Linked DNA regions of Homo sapiens: region 2 is linked to region 1. A link is a loop called in an ENCODE intact Hi-C map of the cell type or tissue named here. Cell type or tissue: endothelial cell of umbilical vein. All regions are shown on one strand.

Region 1 (8,000 bases):
TTGCTATCTTTTTCATGCCATTGGAATGCATTGTGAATTTTTGTTTTTAAAAGGCTCGTACTCTATTTCTAAACGGGTAGAAATTGGAAACTTACTGTTCACTGTTTATATCTGCTTTTCAGTTTCTGCTTTTCAAACTTGTATTGAAGTGATGTAGAACTAGGCCTTATCACTGCATATAAAATTAATTGAAATGACATATTGTTGCAGTTTCTATGACAACCATATCATGATGCTGATGCTCTTAAAAATATCTGAAATATGCTAATTCTAGTGAACATAGTTAACACTTATTTGCTTAATATTCAATTTAGTACTAAACTTCATCAACTTTGAAAGTAGGTTGATAACATATTGTGTGCAATTAAAAGAGGTTTTTGTATTGAGCTGTTGAGTTTAGTATTTTCCCCCAAAAGCCTACTATTCTAGAACTTTAAGCGTGAATAAGTGAAGCTTTTCATTTGTTATTATCTTAAACAAACATGAATGAACATGAGGATGATCATTGTTGCAGATTTACGCTATTGTTTTCTTCCTCCCTTCCCCCATTTTAAACATAATATGTTCAAACTCATAGAAAACATTCTGATGAAAGTGTAAAAATTCAACAAAACCCAATGAGCTATTTATATAATAGCAAACATCCAGATACTTGGGAACACTGACTTATTTTTTAGCTTTCATTTGTTTGTTTGAATTTGGGAAGATAACATCTCTATCTTGTATGTATCATTATGATACATGCTAAAGACATAAAACTTAGCAAGTTATAGAATAACTTTGCATAGCAATTATATTAAACACTTTGACTTGAAATACAGTTTCAGTCTTCTTTTAGAACTGATTTAAAATTAAAAGATGTTGTTTGGAACTGGCTTATAAGTATACATCCTATTTTTAAGTAAAGGTTTTTTATAGATATATCATTTGATAAGTCAGAAAACTTATTTTTAGAAATGTATACAATTTGTTGGTTAATAAAAATAACAGGTAATTTCAATAGTATGTGCCAAATAGAATGAAATATCATCTTGTGGAATTATCAAATATTGAACAGGATGCTTCTGCTGGCATATTTAATAAAAATTAATTTTCAGTATATATGCAATAGATTTTGAATTAATATCTATTATAAAAGTAAAAAGATAAATCCACAGTTAACATACTTTTCATTATTTGTTTTGCACATACTAGGCACTCAGTAAATATTTAAGCATGAATAAAATTGTGGAAAACAAGCAAAGTCTCCAATATGATTGTAATGTTAAAAAAAATACGCACACAAAAGAAATCCTGTATTTAGAAATTTAAAAAATAGTATGGGATTCCAAAGAAGATTTTTAAGTAACAAATTTTAAAATTAGAGAATTTAGTCAAATTTAGTTTTAAACACAATGCTAACAAATAATAAAACAAACTGCTGAGGTAAACTATCAAATTTTTAAAGACTAGTAATAAGTTATTGTTTCATATTTATTGGTGGGAAGTTTTACAGCATTACTTTTGTGTTCCTTCTTTGTCTTTTATTAGGTATTGGAAAGGATCTATACTGATTTACCAAATTTTTCTAGGCGGGCTAAAATGTATAATGAATGATATGGTAATCATCTTTGTGAATGGCCAACCTCAGATTTGGGAAGAGGCAAGTGGGTCTATAAATGGAGAAAGGCATGTATGAAGGAATGCGCAAGCTTTAACATTACTTGATGGTGAAAAGATAACACAGTATCTCAGAAGGATATTATCATGAGGGGTACTTTGAATTTTAGTGACTAAAGTTTATTTCTGTGGTTATTATCCTATAACCCTTATATTTTTCCTTTCTGTGTTTTATTGTGATAATCATACTTACTTGTGTAATTATTTAGATAACTTTCAGTTCAAAAAAATTCCAAAATTCTGTGTATCATTGTAAGAGAAACAGTTAGATGATGGATAGAAATTTCACTTTTCATCTGGATGTTTCAGAAGTGTTAGTTTTGGCCGCCTTAAGCAATAAAGCAACGATTACCTTAATAAATAGATATATTTTCAGATAGCACTTCAAAAATATTAGGTCTGGTATTGTTAAAAATATAGCTGACATGTATGTTTTTTGGGAAATTGGTAGGAGTTTACAATGTTCTGGTTTCTATCACATTATTTATGGTGGTTTCATTTCCTTATATTTTGCCATTCAATATTCTGTTTATGGTAAAATGGAGAATATAGACTGAATAGTGACAACTCCTATGTTGTAGAATTTTTGATTAAAAATAATGGAATTGGTCCCTGACTGCACATGTGATTTGTGTTCCAGTTTTGTAGTCACTGGATTTGTTTAATTCCTACCCTGGCTTAGTTTCTGCCAGTTATGTTAAACTTCATGTGTATATTTTTTCCATTTAAGATAAAATGAACTGCCAGGATTATGTATGGCAAAACCAAGAGCGCTCTGAGTTAAGGCTCTCAGGACATTGTACAAGTCTAATGTTCTTGTATGAGGTTGGCCTACCCCACTGCAACTAAGAAATGAGATGATTTGAGGACTATTACATACTTAAGGTTTTCATAGTGGATTAGAATAGCATTACTTAGCACAGGTGTTTCTATAATTGGGATTCCCTGGGAAACTTCAGTACTGTTCTCGGTAACATTCAGCTTTCCACATAAATGGAAGAGCTATCCAATGTTAATTTGATAGGCTGTGGCATGAAACAGGGAGTGGGGTCCGGCTTGGGGGCCTGTTGCTTCTTTTATTGGAGAAGACATTTCTTGTTGTCCATTAGCATCGGGTTGCTGTGGCTATATTTTTAATTTTTAATTTATACCATTATTTATTTATTGTTGACCAAAATACTGAATGGGCACGGCCAAAGTCAGCCAGGGCTGATTTATGCTCATATAAAACAAAATAGTTCCCTAGTGTCCCATTTTCTTGAAATAAATAGAATTCTTCTCAATTTATAAAGTATATTTAAATAATGTCTATGCATCCAAGTAGCAGGGAAATGACTGAGGAACCCATGGGGCACAGTTCACCGAGGAGGACCTACGGTGTGGCCTTGCAGATGTCCCCAAGCCTTGGAGGCAGTGACCAGGAGTAACAAAGAACAACCGCGATAAATTATTTCAGGATTTAGCTAGGAGGTTCTTAAGCCTGGCATTCTTTTAGTGCAAGGCGTGAATATAGGAAGAACGGTGAGCGAAAAAGGCTTCCATAGGGGTAGGAATGGGAAAATAGAAAATCATTGATATAATTAATAATCATTATTATTTTACCTAATCCATTGTTAGACACTCAGAAGGACTGATTTCCTGAGAAATGGGCGACTATAGAGCTGGGAAATGTTCAGCTCTCGCAGCAGGCGGCCGGGCTGCCTGAACGTCCTTCTCTTGCACGCAATTCTCGTCTCGGAGACCTCCGTTTGTGACCTTGGGTCTGGCCGCGTCCCTGAGTCCCTTTGTCTACTGTTCCGAAGGTGGAGAGGAAGCGGGAGATGAGTCCCAGGGAGTACGGAGTCAGCTCTGAGCCGAGGTCACCGCAGAAGGGAGCTCGGTCTTCGGCCAGGACCGGAGCAGTTGGTATGCCTCTTCGAAGCTGCCCCCACCCTCTGCCACTGCCCTGGGAGTTAGTGTTTGGAGTTTCGGAGCCGCAGCCCCTGACTTGGAGCTGCAGACTCTTTGGCCCGAAGCTTTATACTTTGCTGGGAGAGTTCGCCTTCGCTCGATTCCCGGCTATTGGTTTCAGCTAGTTGGAAGTTTTAGCTCTCACTCCTGTCAGCCCGAGTCTCTGAGGGCAGACGGCGCCTAGCGTGGCCCGCCCGCCCGCAGGGCGCCCTCCCTTTGCTTCTCTTTCAGGCGGTCCCGGGAGGTCGCCAAGGCTGCTGGGCCAGTGTCAGCTGGGTTCGTCTCTACAGCCCCTAGCTGGGCGCAGTCTTCCCCTCGACCTCAAGGTGGCGACTTAGGCACGTAAACAAAGCTCGGCCAAGCCTGACCGCCGGCATCCTCGCAGTTCATCCACGGAACAGTCTAGTTTCCCCGATGCTCTGGAGCGGGCTGAATTGACTGTAAAGGGACTTCCGTTTAGATGAGGAGTTCGGCCAGAATTTCAGAATACGCGCGTGTCTGTGTGTGTGCGTGCGTGTGTGTGTGCTCGTGGGTCCGCGCGCGCGCGTGGAGGCAGCGGGAAGTGGTGATGGGGTGGAAACCCTTGGCCGAACCCGTTTGGGACGCCGCGAGCCTCCTCTCCATCACCTGAGCCCTCAGGCCGAGCGACCCAGCGGGCTGGGGCTTCGGAACCACTCTGCACCGAGAGATGTCTCAGAGTGCGCAACTGGCAAGACAGAGGCTCTGGTTGCCGCCGCCAGCGGTAGAAGATTTGCTAATCTCGTTTTAGTGACACCCATAATTTATGAGTGGAGAGACCTGAAAAATAAAGCCCCCGCCGTGTTTGTGCCCTTCTCCAGGGTGCATGCCGGCTGATCTGAGTGGCAGGGGTAGTTGGGGGTGGGGAAGAGAGACACAGACAGTGAAAGAATAAACGTGAGGCAGTCACACAATCTTACCTCCGGGACGAAAGGACACGGTTCCTAGAACTGAGATTTCCATAGCCCGTCTGCATCCCAGCTGTTTTTCCCGTAGGCGCTTTCCTGCCTAACACCGCCTTCTGACTAACTTGGACAAGGCTTGAGCTGCCCCCCTCCTTTTTTCCTCCCTTTTTTTCTTTCCAGACATTCCCTAAACTCAACCCAGGGCAAATCCAGAAGTCGGTACAGTACAGAGCTTCCATTCAATCGTGGGGGGGAAATCCCGTTTACAGTTTCTCTTAGGCAGATGGAAGAAGTAGATGGTTACAGGACTTTGGCAGGGTGCGTGGGGATGGCATGGCGTGTTAGTGTCAGGGAAGCGCGATTTCTCTTAGGTATTGGTGCTGCAGGTAAGGTTCCCAGATTCCAGCTGCCCTTGTGCAGAGCTGCAGTGTCGGTGAGAGTGGAGGGTGATCCGCGTCTCATTAGAGGGGAATGGAGGAGGGTGACGTGGGGGAGAAATGGACCCTGTACAGGCTCCGCAGACACACATTGTCTTAGTTCGTGTCTGTGCCGCTCCACGCTGCCTTTGGGAGCTTTTTGAGCAAGGTAGTATACTCCAGGCTTTTTCTCCTTTTCTTCATCGCCATCCCCCCACTCCCAACCCCGCCCCCCCGCCTCAATGTGTTTAAAAAGAAGTGAGTACCCTTCTAAAATAAGTTAAAAATCTTTCTCTGACTTTCCATTTGAGATGCCAAAAAGATTAAATAAATGAAACTTTATTTACGGATGAGTTTATCCACAGACTCAGCGACTTCTCTGGTCTTTGGCCTTATTTTAATTCTATGGTGGTAATTACCCTTCGTTTCTTTAAGTGTAATAGATTTATTGCCTTAGAGACTATGCACAGTTTGATTGAATTATTCATTTTTTTCTTTGGTGTAGACTGCATCTGGGGACTCTGATGTGACGTGTAGATTTTTTTTTTTTCAGGAACAAAGGGAATGTGGAAATGAAAGAGAGAGGGAGAGAGAGGCTGGCAGATGTAATGAGACGCGGTGAAGGTGTACGCAGACTGGCACTCCCACTCCTCCCTTCTGCTCTCACTGCAGCCCTGGGTAACTCGCAGGCTAACACAAACAGCTTTTCTCCCGCAGCCTGCCCTCTGTCACTGTAAGTACATCAGCCTTCTCTTATCAGCATGCAGATTCCAGCCACGCACTCCCTAGCCTGGCTTTGCACCTTAGACAGCAGAAGCGCATTTAAAAATTAACTTTCCTAAGCTAGGAAAGGCATGTCTGTAAAACTTATTTTTGATTTATCTTTATTTTTCTTTGGAAAAAAGTTCATGCATTTTTACCACTTTTCCCCACCTCCTTTGTGGCGGTGCTCTGCCGCTACTGTCGCTACCGCTGTGATCTTCCTAACAGAAATGACACGCAGATTCAAATGAAATTTAATGTTATTCTCTGTCCACTTAAAGTCGAGGGACAATGCCTTGTCCTTTTGCAGAATGACATCTTAAGGAACGCAGGACATTATTCAGTTTGCTTTTTGCTTTTGTTGCTGAAACACGAGTTCCGACCTCTTTGAGGCAGAGTCCCAAGGGCACTGTTATTTGGTAGTTCAGGTTATTTGGTTACTTCAAACTTAAATGAAGTGCGATGGGCAGCTGAAGTGTTGGTTTATTTGTTATCCCGTTTAAGGAAACCAATTGCTAAAACTTCTCCGTACTGACTTAAAGTTTTCAACTTCTTCCCTTTTGGCTTTTACACTCTCTCATTTATCCTTCGTTTCAGTAAAAGTTCTTCTCAGTGTTTGGGAGCGATTGACAGTTATGCTTGTCCAATTTATACAGTAGCTTTGAAGTCCTTCCTGAAAGAAGTTAGCGACTTCAATATGAAATCATGTAGGTCTGAATTGTCCGCCCGGATGGTGTAAGGAGTCTTTCAAAGCGGGAATTCGAGGTTTTAATAGCCGTTATGATTTTTGCGTGGGTGTTTTAAATACTAACTTCTCGAGCAGAATTAATTGCCTTGTCCTTCCCAAGTTCAGGGGGACCTCTCTCCAGGAACCGTGCGCGCCTTTCCTTTTGCGAGTTCGCGCCTCTTCTCTGGAGGTGCGAGGCCAAAGTTAGCAAAGCCGAATTGCCTTTGCTGGTTGCGGTGCGCAGGGACATTCGGACAACACAGAGGCAGCGACTGCTGCGGGCAGGTAAGTCAGCCCCACCCGCTCGCCCCTCCTTCCCTCCCAGGTTCCCCGGAGCTCAGCGCCCGGGGTTCTTGCGCCGCGTGGGGCTCCAACCCCCAGGGGATGTGAGCTTATGAGTTCCTGGATCTGGCCACCGTGCCTGGGTGCCCTCTGCTCCTCCGGGAACTTCTCCGAGCCCGCAGGCCGGTGCGCACCAGGTAGGTGGAGAGCCCAGCACTTTACTTTAGCAGGCTGCTGCGCTCTCCGCCTCTCCCTCTTCATTGGTATAGCCAGCGCCCGAGGCTTTAGAGGAAACCCTTAGATGGCACCCCCGCCCCCAGGGCCACGTGTCACTCTTACACAGCCAGAAGTGCGGCATCGAGACCCCAAATTTTAGTTTCCTTCCTTTAGGGATGAATATTGTTACTTGCTCCGGGTTCCGCCTTATCAATATACTTTGCTATCAGTTTATTAGATAAAATCTAAAAGGGGTTCCTGCGGCTCCTTTTCGGAAGGTTCATCGCGGCCGGGTATTAGGGCCTTCAGTGGACGCCAGAGATCTTGATAATGTCTCCTTCTTTTCCTTCTTGCCTCCCGCTAGCGGCCTGCATCTGGTCGGCAGGGTCAGTCTTGCCCACCAGAACCCCGATTGCTCTGTGATTTAAAGAGACGGACGCGCTAGTATTTGGAAAGCCAAACTTGTCGCAGCAAATTGGAGGAACCCAGTCGCGCTCCAGCCTTTCCGTCCCTAATGTTTCACCTCTCTAGGTGGCTCTTCCCTGAGGACTTGGTCTTTGAGACTTAATCTACACCTGTCTCCTCTCTGCAGGCATTTAGGACAGGTCCTTCAATGATGACCTCTTTAGGCTTTGGAGAGGTTTTATGGCCCTTGTTGTTGAGTTCCAGGGCAGACAGCTGAGGAGTGCAACGCTCTGGAACAGGCCCAACGACACTCTTACACACACAGGGGAGATCTGACTCCTGTCTGGGCTAGAAACACCAGTCTGAGCTTGCCCCTTGGGCCTTAGAGGTCAAGGGGCCCGCAGGCAGTTCTGGGAGCCCTGGCCTTTAAGAGCTGCCCAGCAAGGTACCAGGGTGTACATCTTATTGGCCTCCAGGCTCTGGCCCCTAGAGACAGAATTTCCAGTCCTGAAAGTCACCATGGCTGGTGGAGACACAAGATTTCTTGCTGGGGACTAACTCCTCCCAAAAACATCAAGTCAGTTTAACTCACAGTCCCCAAGCTACCAGTCTTCAAGCATTGTATTTCCTAGTGGGCCAGGAGCATATGACTATTTCTTC
Region 2 (8,000 bases), 790 kb after region 1:
AGATGGATATATTTGAATGATTAATATATACTACTTTTGTATGTGAAAAATTAAGAAATTAAAGTGTAAAAACTGGGAAAATTTGTACAAATGTCAAATAAGTAATATTATTACTGTGTGAAGATTTGTGAAAATCAATGGATAATAGGGAGAAGATATAAACATACATAAAAAGGGGAAATACATGACTAATAAACATTTGCACAAAGTCTCTGCTATACTAATCAGAGCAATGAAAATTAAAATAGTAAGCAGATGCACAATTTCCCTGGCCACTTCTTTTTCTACCAAAATTAGCAAAGATTAAAAAGAATACCTAGTGCATGTATAGGGACAATGAAACAGCTGCCCTCTTACACAGTGCAAAGGAGTTTATAATGATATACTTGTTTTAGAGAATAATACAGGAATGGGTATCTGGGAATTTGTCATAAGGAAAAAATGCAGAATTTAAAGATGTTTATAAAAGTGCTTATCAAAATGAATAATTAAGAAAAGCCTGTTGTGCCATCACAGAGGAATGTTTAAGTAAACCATGTTTCCTCTGTGAAACATGGAATGCATTCATATATGCAGGAACATGCAGCTTTTAGAATATTTCCAACAATGTGTGGAAATTGTGGCATCATCGTGTTAAATCAAACCTGTGTGTGAAACCTGCATGTGAACCCTATACAAAACAGGCACAGCAGAAAAGACCCATTTAGCATGTGAGCCAAAAAGTTTTCATTTCTTCTGCTTAATGGATCATTCTATATTTTTGTTTTGTTTTTTGCTTTTCTCTTGAACCTAAATAAACATGTATTATTCTTATACACAAAATAAACTTAAAAAAGAAGTGTGGGAATTCATTTGAACTTGAGTGCAGCAAATATGAAGAATTGAAAGAGTAAGGGAAGAACACAAGGAGCAGTGTGCCGGGCCTTGTGGCTGGGTCCCTGACCTCCATCTACTCTTTCCCCATGGTACGTCAGCCTTGCAATTCAGGAGAGACTGATTCTACCCCCAGCTCTGGGGGTTGATTTACACTTTGACAGGTATAAATCAATCAGGGTACTCCCTATTCCTCACTTTGCAAAAGGTTGGTTTTGGTAACCCAGGGTTAGGCCAAAAAGACCCAGTGATTCTCCCAGGGCCCAATAGAGTGAAGTGAAGTTCTTTGAATTGATGCTCATGAAATTCCCTCTCTCCCCTCCAGAATTGAATAGGGAAGAATTTGGCCCTGACTGCTGCTGGTCACCATCTTGAAATATTGAAGGCAAATTTGACCTATGAGCAAAGTCAGCACCGAGAGGAGGGCAGAAGCTGGAGGACTGCAGAGGAACTGGACTGCTCTTTCCCCCACTTTGGGGCTTTTTCATTCAGTGAACAAGTGCATTAAGTTGGTTTGAGTTTTGTTTTATTTTTTAAATAGTATGAATTACAAGAATTCCTGATACAGACGACATCAGAGATTACTTCCCATAGACAGAATACATCAGAAATAGGGGAAGGGAATGTTGGAAAAGTTGAGGACATATGTCTGACTTCACTGTTGGGAGAAAGGAGCCAGAGAAAGAGGCCTAGAAACTAAGATGAGACCTAGAAAAACAATGTAAGGTAGCAGTGGTCCAGGAGGGAAAAGCCCTTTGGAGATGATGAGCAGCACAATACAAACATGGCCTTACCTCGTCTCATCTCATCAGCTGGGTGGTCCTGCTAAATTATATGCAGTGGATGAAGAAACAATGATATCCCTGAAGAGGGATGTTTTTGTCCTCTTTTGACATGCTAGGCACGTTCTAGATCATTTCTGGGAACTGAGACACACTCCACCAGCCATCTAGATACCCACCAAACACATCATACCTTATACATGGTCAGTGGTCCATGCTTTACTGATTGGTATCTCCAACAAAGAGCTACCAGTTAGGGATGAAGGCAGGGGAAGTTTTGCACAATCTAGGTAGTCGCTGGCTTTGGATTTGAAAAAGAAAATCCTCAGCTCAACTAAGCAATTTTCACTTTGAAGTTAAATACAAGTTGCTGACCAGCTTTTGCTGAAGAGTTGGAGTGTATGTGTGCAGGCCCAGATACAAATAATAACAAAACAGTGACTTTGGTATGTAATACTATGGTTTCAAGGAGATCTCTGTGCCTCTGGTAGAACTTCTTACTCTACTCAGTCACCTGAATGGATGCAACTATTCATTCAATCATTTATTCATTTAATAAATGTTTATTTGGGACCAATTATGGGCCATGCATGGTGTTATGGATGGGGGATATAAGAATAAATAAAATAATAAATGAAATATATGTATTTATTTAATCCTCCTTATATGCCACCACCACAGTGAGCACTTGCATTGTATTATCCATTGCATTTCATCAACTGAAACAAACCTATAGCTCAGCACTATTATTTATTCCAGTTTTAACAGATGAGGAAACTGAAGCTTAGTTAGGTCACTTGCCCGAGGTCACACAGTCTCCAAGAAGTGGAACCAGCATTCAAATCAAGAGCTTACATACAGTTAATTAACCCCAATGCCAAGGGGAAGACAGAAGCCCAAATAATGTGTTAAATTCCCAAGGGATCTTGTGGGGGATATATGGCGTAGGGGAAATTGAGACGGTGGTTATTGATTCTGTTAGTAAATGTTTGAAAGAAAAATTGTCATTTGAGCTGGATCTTGTTAAATATGGAGAAAAATAACAGGTTTTGAGAAGGAAGTATATTCATATCAGAGAGAAGAGCTTGAGCAAAAATATGAAGATGAATGACCATGGTGACTGTTCCTGGAGATCCCCCCCACTTTTGGAATATCTGAAGAATCCAGTTCAGCGGGGCAGCAGCAGGGAAAAGGATGATGAGAAAGGCTATATTTGTCAAGCTAAGGAGTTTGAACTTGACCTTGCAGGCAAGGGGAGCCAACTGAGGTTTTCCAGCCTAGAGGCAACATGTCTATATTTGTGTATATGTGTTTTAGAATTATCTTGTAGGCAGCCTGTGTCAGGGGATATTTAAAAGGGAGAGACCAGATGTACAGAAACTTGTTGGGGGATGCCTTTGTAAACTGTAGGCAGAAAAATAAAGAGAACTTGAGCAATCCATTCCCTACCCCATTAGTCATTAGGAAGTAGTCCTAATGAAGTTCTACTTTTCTAGAGTTATGGCTATGGTTGGAAAGGTTATGTAATATTAATAAAGAGAGCTTTGGCATTAGATGCTCCTGTCTTCAAATCCTGGCTCTACCATTTACTAGCAATGTGTGATTAATAAACCTCACTTTTCTCATATATATACTAGTAATAAGACCTAATTCATAAGATATTGGGAGGATTAAGTGTAGTAATTTGTATACAGTGTCTGGCAAAAAAGAAATCAGTAAATAGTAGTTCCCATCCTCACTCCTTCATGCTAAGAAATGAAAAACTGGTGGCCACAGATCACTTATAGGACCTGCCACATACTGACAATTTTCAAGATTCAATAGAAATATTTAGCCTTTGACTCCATAATGTTTTTTAGTCTATTAGTTAAATAAATTGATTGATTAAGTTTAGTAATATTTCTACCACTTTAGCTATATTAGTCAGAATAGACTAAGGTGTGCTGCAGTAACAAATTAACTCTGGAATCTTAATAGCTTAATAACATGAAGGTTTATTTTACAATATCAACATCAGTCATCAGAGGGGGTTTTACTTCACGTAGTCTCTCAGGGATCCAAGCTGACAAAGATCACACTATCTTGTAACTGCACAATCTGAAATGCAAGGTCTCCAAGAGCTCTGCAGAAAAGGAAGAGAGACAGAGAAGGTACACAGGAGTTTAATGGCCTTGAATCAGAAGTGACACCTGTCACTCCCACTCAGGGTCACTTGTTCTAAACTAGATACATGGCGCAAGCCTTGCAAGAAAGCCTGAGAAATATAAGAGTGCCTGGGATATGTGCTGAGCACTATTTACTCTGCTACACTAGCTATAACCTATAAAAATTGTAAAAAATGTAAAAAAGTGTATTTTCCTTTGGTTTAAGTGTCAAGTTATCCTCGACAAATGAATTTGTTCTTCCTCATGTTAGTTCTCATCACAATTCTCTGCTTCAGAGTCACTCATCATGAAAGATCTCCCACACTCCTTTCAGTAAATGACTCTAATAGTAGGAAGTCTGTCTGAGAGACCTTCCAGGTCAAACTTTGTATGGAAGTTCCATATCCTAAATTGGTAAGTGACCCACTAAAGCATACAATTTTGTTTTGACTCTCGCTGCTTTAACAAGAGAGTGACAAGAAAGCTTCTATGAGTGCTAGGCTTGGAGTGGGTTAGAGCACAGATGATTGGCTCATGGAAGATATTACCCCCTATACATGAATTCTGAGGGTGGGTAGCCCTCTTATATTCTAAAACACTAACTTTCCAATTTTGGATCTGACACATGTCATACCAGAATCATGTATGACACATAGAAAATACACATATTTTCACACATCCTTATCTTAGCTGTTCTGAATCTGTGAAAGAGGACCTAGGAATCATTAGCAATGCTTAGTCTTGCTTTGAGATCAGGCCCAGACAAACTTGATTATTAATCTGAATATTATGGTTCATTCATGGGCACAACATCTCTGGGGCTGGGCAGGAATAAGGTGGAAACGTCTATGTGTGATTGCAAAGACTGAGTTTGAGGATTCAGTAAGGAGCAAACCCCTGGATCAAGTGTGACCCTGTGGGTGTGGAGTCAAGCAGGGTTCACCCTCCCTCAGAGGATCATATTGGCCTGTGCCAGAGACTGAGACAAGCCAAACATTGTTCTGCGTGCACCAGCCCTGCCAGCAGCAGGGAAGTGGGCCAGTGCTCTACAGCGGCACCGTGTGGCAGGGAAAAGCTTTGCCAGCAAGATCGGAAGCTGAAGAGCAGACAGCAGCGCTCTTGCTCAGAAGTGATCCCGTAGGCTCCTTTTTGATTGTACAAATCTTCAAGATTCTTGGAAAAATAGAGAGTGGAGTGCTCGAGGGTATGATGCTGGTTGAGTTACCTGTTTAGTTGCTAGAAGCTCTAGACTATTTGAAATGAAGTTTGGAGAAATAAAAGACATATCAAGAGACCCTGCACTAAGAGTTGTGGAAAAGTTTATACTGTTATGTCCAGATGGGAAAGTTGAGGCCCACGTAGAAGACTTTCCTAAGTTAAGACAGTGAAGAGTGGCAGAGATAGCTTCATACCCAAATTTCCTTACTCCTAGTTCAGTGCTCTTTCTGTGGAAACATAAGATGCTCACTGCAAAATCTCAAAGGTCTGGAAAGTCTCAAAATAGAATTCTTTTCCTCTTTTCTTCCCCAGTACCTCAATCATCTTGCTTCTCTTTCTACCTTCCTCCCCTTTGTTTTGTTGCATCTGATTCAAGTAGGCTACCCTGGATCTGGACAGGAATAGAGATGGGAAGGAGAAAGGTAAAGAATATACCAGGGCAATCTAGGGAAGTCTGTAGGGCAAAAGTAAAGCAATGATGTCAAAGGTGCCAAACTGATGTAGAGGAACTCATTTGGTATATCCAAGGCCACTACTCAAGTCTGGCCCCACAGGCTTACTTAAATCATCAGAGTCAATTCTTAGTTCAATACCAATTTTGTTTACACAGTTCATACTTCTCCTTTTCAGACATGGGAGACTATGTACACGGAGTTAGATGTGAATGGCATGCGAAATTATTTCACCCCTATGGGCCTAATTCTGTTATCTATAAAATGGATATACTGTCTCATGAGAGTAAGCAAAACAATATAATAGTTATGCCTCTTACAGGGCCTGACATATAGTAGAAACTTAAATAATCCTTGGTTTCCTTCTCCTTTTTCAGGGTTACCCTTACTGAAGAGAAGCGCTGAAACAGGAAGAATCCAGGAATCAGAAACCCCAGGACTGTAGTTGCACTCTTGCCAGCCCACCTGGGTGCTTGGCGGATGTCTCAGTACTTGAAATAGCTAATTCTGAAAGTCAGATACTATGATAAAGAAACGTGGGAGGAAAAAACCATTGACCTATTTTCCGGAGAAAGGAAATATTCTGCCAAAACAAAGATGTTTCCAGAGAGTGGGTTGGTTTTGATAAATAATTAACTTGGGTTGATTTCATTGTGTCTGGAGGAGTAATTACAACAGCATGTTCACGCCCCTGGAGTTCTGTTGTTGTCACATTTTCCACGATAACATCTTTGAAAAAAATGTGTTCAGAAACTTGGCTATAAAATAGTGCTCTGGTCTACAGAATGCCAGAAAACTTTCACAGTTTATGGGCAGTGTTTTTAATTGCATCAGAAGATGCCCTATTGTTTCCAACTGGCCTCAATTAAACCAAGGTAAATGAAGTTGTATTGCCTTGGGAGGTATTTCATGGCCACCAAAGTAGAACGCCCCTCCTGTTGTCCTGTTGAGAATATTGCTCCACTCAACAGTTACTGAGCATCCTGTCACCTGACAAATGTCTTTCTCTGTGCCAGGTGCTGGGCTGGTTGGGTTGGCTACAGCAGGAGCTTTCTTCTAATGTTGAGCCTACATTCTAACTAAAGAGATGAGACATTATGATGTAGGAGAAAAAGTGATGAACTTAAGATACCGATTCAAATTCAAGCTCTTCCACTTATAAAATCTAAGGGTTTCATTTTCCGCTTTTGTGAATAGATAATTAGATTCGAAGGTAAATAGATTTGAATTCTTAGCCCAACTCTGGAAGCAGTGGCTGCTGTATTGAGTAGCATCATGAGGTCATGTTGATGTTTGGTGAGGAAGAGTATTATGAGAGCACAAGAATGTTTAAATTCTTCTACATGAGACCCTGAGAGGTAGAGATGGGAAGAAGATGGAAGAGGGAGAAGCATGACAGAGGATCCCAAAAGATGGTATGGCAGAAACAATGCTGTGTTCTCATCAAATATAATTTTCCTTTTGGGACCACTTATAGCTACATTTCCCAGCTTCCTCTACAGTTGGATGGGGCCATGTGACCAAGTCTGGCCAATAGAGTTGGGTAGAAATTATGTGTGCCACTTTATGGGTTGGCCCCTGAAACATCCTGTGTGGTTCTCCATACCCAATTCTCCATGCTTGTTTTCTTGTCTCACAGCTGGATGCAGAAGATTCAGAGGTGAACTCCAATATAGAACCACTAGAGAGGAGACTGGATTCCTGGAACACTGCATAAGACTTTCCTCTAAATACCCAACTGGACTGCCACTGGGATTTTGAGGTTGTTTGTTATAATGTTTAGCCTCCTCTGCCTAAAAGACTATGGGAAGCAGAAAATGATACAAAAAGTGGTCAGAGGACACCCCTAATGGTGGAATGGTAAAGGTCATTTTTGGTATGGACATGCCTAAAGTACCTAAGTCCCCTGAGAATTTGCCATAGACTCATGCAAGACGTAAAATGAGATTTTGACTCATTTTTGTCTAGACGCTAAGGGAGCAGAGAGACTCCAGCTGATCTCAGGGTTACTGGGACTGAAGGTCTCAAAACAAACCAGCAATCTCGACGACACTGAAGCATAAACCTCCCTGAGGGCCTTGCCTGACTCTCAGCCTGGCCCCCATTTGCCACCATTCTCTCTGTCTTTCTCTGATTTTTCAAGACCATCCAGACCACAAGAATGCCATGCTCTAGGGAATCTTGCCTGTCAAGAAATTCAGAGGCCCTGCATCCTTTAGTGATGGGGTTAGCGTTTGGCTCCAGATAAGCAAAATAAGATGAGATCTTTGTGGAGCAGGGCAGCCTATCTGTCGTCTTTGGGAATGGACCTGCTTGTGAAACAAAATTGGGTTGTATGAAATTCCTGGGATAGATACTTGTCTATTTTCTTAAACTGCATTTAGAGAAGGTTGAATTGGCCATGATTAACTCCTGATGAATCAGTGCCAATGGACAGTGGAATGGTTTCTGTTGGATCAAGTTTCACTTCAGCTCTCAAAGAATACATATTTTTAGATGTGAATTTCAGATTCAAAGTCTCCTTTTGCTAT

Evidence for each region. Peaks named below come from ENCODE experiments on the same cell type or tissue, not always from the same donor. Only the 100,000 strongest peaks of a DNase experiment are listed, where the experiment ranks them.
Region 2: it touches region 1 in a loop (6-fold over the local background); 53 of 110 quality-filtered maps call a loop at or near these places.

Annotation. Positions count from the first base shown.
Region 1 is chr11:16,609,762-16,617,761 of GRCh38, reverse strand. It overlaps LOC105376571 (a long non-coding RNA gene), which reads right to left and starts at 4,958. Exons shown (of 4, transcript XR_931086.3): 1 at 4,548-4,958; 2 at 3,262-4,047. It also overlaps a transcript of SOX6 not described here. In endothelial cell of umbilical vein, a CTCF peak has its summit at 3,924 (motif pointing right); a DNase peak (open chromatin) is centred at 3,961; H3K27me3 peaks cover 3,627 bases.
Region 2 is chr11:15,816,716-15,824,715 of GRCh38, reverse strand. No RefSeq gene overlaps it. Among named protein-coding and RNA genes, the nearest start is that of LINC02682, 90 kb to the left of the region's middle. In endothelial cell of umbilical vein, a CTCF peak has its summit at 4,865; a DNase peak (open chromatin) is centred at 4,825; H3K27me3 peaks cover 142 bases.